Linked DNA regions of Mus musculus: region 1 is linked to region 2. The links are chromatin contacts, found by Hi-C or POLR2A ChIA-PET in ENCODE. All regions are on one chromosome and are shown on one strand. Each heading gives the region's core, a stretch centred on a gene start or an enhancer-like site at or near the end of the contact. The rest is flanking DNA. Distances are from core to core; before and after follow the strand shown.

The links. Hi-C counts contacts between places; a loop is a spot of excess contacts on that map. ChIA-PET counts read pairs that join two places held with the same protein, here RNA polymerase II (POLR2A).
Region 1: a loop to region 2 is called in a map of T-helper 17 cell, with 2.1 times the contacts of the local background. The contact joins the enhancer-like site here to the promoter of Banp in region 2. A Hi-C loop is called at or near these places in 1 of 37 maps with a recorded cell type or tissue (T-helper 17 cell). POLR2A ChIA-PET finds 5 or more read pairs at or near these places in 4 of 5 experiments (Patski and embryonic stem cell).

Annotation. Positions count from the first base shown.
Region 1 is chr8:121,897,233-121,899,932 of GRCm38, reverse strand. The region is part of intron 1 of Slc7a5 (solute carrier family 7 (cationic amino acid transporter, y+ system), member 5); the gene reads left to right. Among named protein-coding and RNA genes, the nearest start is that of Slc7a5, 9.1 kb to the left of the region's middle. Within about 2 kb of position 1,357, at least 1 of the 3 ENCODE cell types and tissues checked has a DNase peak (open chromatin) inside an H3K27ac peak, as active enhancers do.
Region 2 is chr8:121,949,089-121,951,896 of GRCm38, reverse strand. Banp (BTG3 associated nuclear protein) reads right to left here and starts at 1,405. Exons shown (of 14, transcript NM_016812.4): 1 at 1,249-1,405. It overlaps Gm27011 (predicted gene, 27011), which reads left to right and starts at 1,252. Exons shown (of 1, transcript NR_169031.1): 1 at 1,252-2,219.

The sequences.
Region 1 (2,700 bases), core at 108-2,607, 52 kb after region 2:
AGCCCACCCAGGCTCAGGCCTTCGTCCAATCAGTGGGCCAAGGATAGATGCACCCTGGGGGACCAGTCATGCTTCCTGGAACCAGTGAAGCCACCAGCCACTTGCTCTACCCTGCCCCAGGAGGCCTGGGAGACTTGGTGGGAGAGTGTGGGCAGCACCAGCCCCATGAGTTTCTACCTCCTGCCCATTGTACTGAGGCAGCAGCTCCGGCCGTCACATTTGGCCCTTTAGGGAAGAGATTCTGGTGCCTGCTCAGCCATGGGTCAGGTGGTATCAGGGTGAGCCTAGGACTTCTCCCATGGCCCGAGCACTGTTTTGCTGACCCAGCCAGACAGTAAAGGGTCTCTCCAGCACTCTGAAGTGTGAGCCGTGGAGCCTGAGTGTCCCCATGCAGGTGGCTAGGGATGAGAACTAACCTTGTGAAGAACATCACTATTAGGCCCGTGGGCCAAGGGCCTGACCTGCATAGCTATCTGCACCCAGGATGAGGCTCTGGGCTTTTTATCTCACAGGTCCAGCTGTTAGCCAGCACAGCCACATTTATCTATTGGTGTCACGTGGGGAACCCCCAAAAGGACCAGCCTTTCGCCTCCTACGCTAAGGCCAGGCTATCCCCTTGTCACGGCACAGTCCTGCTGGCTTTGTCTTTGGTGGGGAGACAGTGACGAGGTGGTGGATTGTCTGGGTAGGGAACTGAGGTTCCTTCCGGTCGGTCTTCTGACCGCCTCTCATGACAGTGTCTCGAGAAGGCCAGAAGCCCCTGGACCCAGATGAATTCATTCATTTATTTCAGATTGTTTGGTTTTGAAAGCGGGGCTGCGGGGCATAATAATCCCTTGTCCGCTTGTTCCCGAGTCAGTGCGCATTACCGGTTTACCACCTGCTCTGGCTTTTATAAGAGACTTGAAAGTATAGAGTCTCTTTTGTTCTGTCTTCTTCTGATGTCAGAGGAGAAGTCGTCAGCTAGGAAGAAGTTCAACCCCAGTTGCCGAGGCCCGTGCTGGCCCTTCTCTGTCCACTTGGCCTGCAGTCTGGGATCAGACCTGGTTTTGGCAGGAGAGAAGCTGGCTTGGCCCAGACAGGGCAGGGTATTAGAGTAGCAGAGGGGCCCACTGGGACAGTGAGGATAGTGGTTCAATACACTGCTCCCTTCTGAGAGGTTTAGAGGGGCACCTCCTACAGGGCGACTCAGCAGAGGCACAGTTCCTGGAGCCCAGAGCAGTGTCATACTTTCCCTTAGAGACCACAGCTGTCAAGGCTGAGGCTGTAGGCTTTGGGCTTAGCCACACCCCTCCTGCTGGCTCACCCCAGCCAAATGGGATCTGGCTAGTGATGCAATCTGCCAGCCTCTTGCACACCAGAAGGGTGTGTGGGGAGGCGGGATCAAGGGAGGCTCGGCTGCTCTGCAAGTTTCTTTGTCAGTACCTATAAGGAAATGTGGGACTGTCTAAGGAAAGCTGTCAGATTGGTGACCTGTGGGGGAAGGGACAAGGGCGATGGGGGAAGCCTCTCAGGGGGTGGGGGCCTGTGTTCATCCCACAGTCTCCTCTTACTCCTTTACTCTGGGAGACATGGGAGTTTTCAAGCAAGTCACTGCGGTACAGCGGCAGCAACTGCAGTAGCAGCTACACAGGCAAGGGAGCTTTCTCTAGTCTAGTCACAGCCGGTGTTACATCAGCCGGAGCTATAAAGAGGGAGGTGACTCAGTGCAAATGAGTGTTCTGGCTTCCTGGAGGTAAAGCAACTGCTGTAGCCTCCATCACCAGCACCAGGGAGTCTTCCTGCTTCCCTTCCACCTGAAGTTTGCCATGGCCAGATAATTAATGCAGATTCCTGTCTTTGTGGTCTGTTCACCAAACTGCATCATGACATATAATTAGTCTGGCTGCCTGGCATCTGCGAGGCCTGAGTCGGCACAGCCTTTGTGGGAGCTGCTCCCTCTACATCCTGGAGAAGTCGGGATTCTGGTAAACTGGGGCCACTCAGGCTGTACTGGTTAATGTTTGACCAAGGCAAGCCAGGAACTCCCCTCCCCCATAGTGGAGGCTCTCTAGCTCTCTTGGGGCTAGAGCTGAGGAAGCTGGGGGCTCTAGTATGGGGACCCAGCTGCTACCAAGGTGGCGAGGTAGGTGTGCTCACTGGTTTTACAGTGTTTTCATTTATGTTTACACAGAGTACAGTGTTAAAACCCAGTTCCTCACTCCACAGACAACTGCATACACTTGTCAAGGTCTCAGGGTTCCTTTAGGGGACCAGGCAGCACTGGTAATTGCTTCCTGCAGCCCCCCTGGTACCCTGGGTCCCTGAGGCCCTGCCTTCACACTGTGTGGTTCAGTTGCTCAGTTGTCTACAAAATATTACCTGTGGTTCATGTTTAATATATGCTGATCAAATGGCAGTGCAGTGGGACATGTTGCTGTTTTGTCATGCCCTGAGCCCACCTGCAACCGCTTGTGAGAGCACCTGTTCCCCTCGGTTCCCACCTGCAGCCGCACGTGAGAGCACCTGTTCCCCTCGGTTTCCACCTGCAGCCGCACATGAGAGCACCTGTTCCCCTCGGTTTCCACCTGCAGCTGGTGCCCACCTTGCCCCATTGTTCCCCTCTCGGCTTATCAGATTCACACAGACAAGGTGCCTCCCTGCTTTCACCAAGCCTGGGAAAGGTTGTCTTTGAGGAGAGGTCACCTTACTGTTCACAGT
Region 2 (2,808 bases), core at 156-2,655:
GGATTCGCCGGCCCCCTCCCCGAGATAGGGGAGGTTGCCTATGTAAACACTATGTAAACGAGGTTGCCTCAAACTGGCAAAGATCCACCTGCCTCTGTCTCCTAAGTGCTTGGAATTAAAAGTCCTGCGCCACTGGGGTGAAAGATAAACTGAAGTTCTTTCCTGGAATGAAAATCAAAAAGGAATAGAAAGATAAAGAAACTCAAGTAGTGTGCCCAAATGGGGCGGGGGTGGGGGGGAGGGCGACAAACTCTCTAACGACTTTAAGAAAGGCTCTTGGGACAATCTCCCAGCGCTCGAGGACACGCCTACCGAGCATACCTGCGAAGGGCAGACCTGTTCCAATGCCAAGAAGACCTTAGGCCGGTCCAGGGAGGAAACAGTTACCAGAAAGGAAGTCCTTGGCAGAGGCTCCCTGGGGACTCAAGAAGAAAGCTGACTGAAACACTGCGTCCTGAGCTGACCAGGCGTGCAGCGAAAGAAAGACCTCGGGACCTACCTGCACCCGCCTAAAGCGTCCCCAACCCAGATTAGAAGAAAGGCAGAGAGGAGGTAGAGGGAAGCCGGAGGTTCCACACTATCTCCGAGAAGTTACAATGTCACCAGGAGCAGAGAAACAAAGGCCACCACAAGTAACAAGGAAAAAAAAGAGCCAGGCTGTGCGGGACGGGGACGTGACGCTAGGTGGGGAAGCGAGCACCAGTCTCGGCCCCGATGTCAACAGAGAGCAGAGCAGAGGCGGGCGGACGCGCCAACCAGGGCGAAGTCACCCGGTTACCGGGGCATAGCGCCAACAACGGCCGGGAGATGGGGCCACCTAGGCGGCGGGGCGGCGCGCGGGGCCCGGGCGCAGCGCGCGAGGCTCAGTCCTGAGAGACTTGGGCGGCCGAGCCAGGGCCACAGCGCCCGCGCGCCGAGCCCGTGACAGGAGCGCCGGGCGCGGGCCCGGGAGGCGCCGAGGCCCCGGAGCCGAACGCACGCGAGCACGGCCGCCGGGCCTCGGCCGCTCGCCCGCTCGCTCGCTCGCTTCCCGGGTCCCGCAGCCCCGGCGGGTGGAGGCGCGGAGGCGACGCGCGGACATCCCGCGGCCCGCCGGCCCCCGCCCAGCCCGGCGTGCGGCCCCGTGGCCGTTGGCGACGGTTGGCGGCGGGGCGGGGCGGGGGCGGCCGGAGATCTCGCTCTCGCTCTCGCTCTCGCCCCGCGGGAAGGGGGAGTGGAGGCGCGACCGGCTGCGGGAGCTGCAATTACCGTGTGGGCTGCGGAATTCTCGTGGTGTTTGTCGGGGAGCTGCGATAATGGCGTCCGTCCTCGCGAGAGAAGCAGCCGCTCTGCGCAGGCGCCGCGAGCGCCTCCCCACGGCCTGCGCCCCGCCCTCAGCGCAGGCTCCCTGGGCTCCCGGCTCAAGGGCGGGGCCGGTCGGGAAGGGGGCGGGGCCTGCTCTGGGCGCCTCTGGCGCGCGCTTTCGCCGACGGACTCCAACGAGCATGCGCAGTTGTCCTCCCCTGCTCCGAGAGTTGACTCGCTGGGCCCTTACTTCCCCATCTCACGTCCATGTTACTTGCTAAAGCAGTAAATCCTCCAGTGTTCAATCTGAGGAATGTACGTCCTCTTTGATGGGTGTGAACACACTAACGCTGCCCTGACGACTACAAATCCCAGTGTGCGCTGTGTGTGGCACGATGCGTCCTGGGACTGGTAGTCTCTGCGGCCATGATTTGCCTGCTGGGATTTGTAGTCCATCCGGATTCTGGCTGCCCCATGCCTTCCCTGCCCTGAGGGCTGCTGGGACTTGTAGTGTCAGCGGCTCAAATGGGCTGTACGCTCCCAAACCCGTCCTACCTACTCTACCTGGCATCGGTCTCAGACGTTCCGGGCTCGTTCAGTGGCATTGTCTGGAAAGTTGCCTGACTTCCTTATGGACAAGCTGGTCGTGGGGACACTGTCACTGTGATAGAGATTATATGTGACATGCTTACGTATCATGCAATAGGAGCTATGCAGCATCGATGTGCATTTGTTGCCAGAAATGCCACTAATGGTTCTCTGCACCTGGTCTGTCGTCAGTGTTCCTTTCCAGGCTGTCCCCTTCTGCATGTTCGCAGTGAGCAATCCTACAAACCGGGATTACAGGAGTTATTTTCACTTAGAAAACTAAACAAAACAAAAACCTGTTTCCTGCCCGTTCCCCTGTGCCGATAATAAAGCCATGACTCAGTGCAGCTACCAGCTGGGCAACCTTGGGACAGCCCTTCTAAACCACTGTGCTCTGTCTGGGGTTTGATCCTGTGCCACTTTACCTCAGGATTGTCTTGAAGATTTCAACCTAGAACTGTGCTGTTAAAATGAGACCTGCTGGGCAGTGGTGGCGCACACCTTTAATCCCAGCACTTGGAAGGTAAAGGCAGCCAGATTTCTGAGTTCGAGCCAGCCCAATCTACAGAGTGAGTTCCAGGACAGCCAGAGTTATACAGAGAAGCCCTGTCTCATTTGGGGAAAAAAAAAAAAAAAAAAAAAAAAGCACTGACTGCTCTTCCAGAGGTCCTGAGTTCAAACCCCAGGAACTACATGATGGCTCACAACCATCTGTAATGGGAACCCAATGCCCTCTTCTGGTGTGTCTGAAGACAGTGACAGTGTACCCACATACATGAAATAAATAAATAAATCTTTAAAATAAAAAGAAAGAAAGCTAAGCCCAGAGGAACTACGAGGAACTTGGCCAGAAACTCTTAGAGAGTTGTACTATCTCCTCCCACCGCCCCTCAATTGGGCCCAGATTTTAAAACTGTAGTTGTGAGAGTTCTGAAC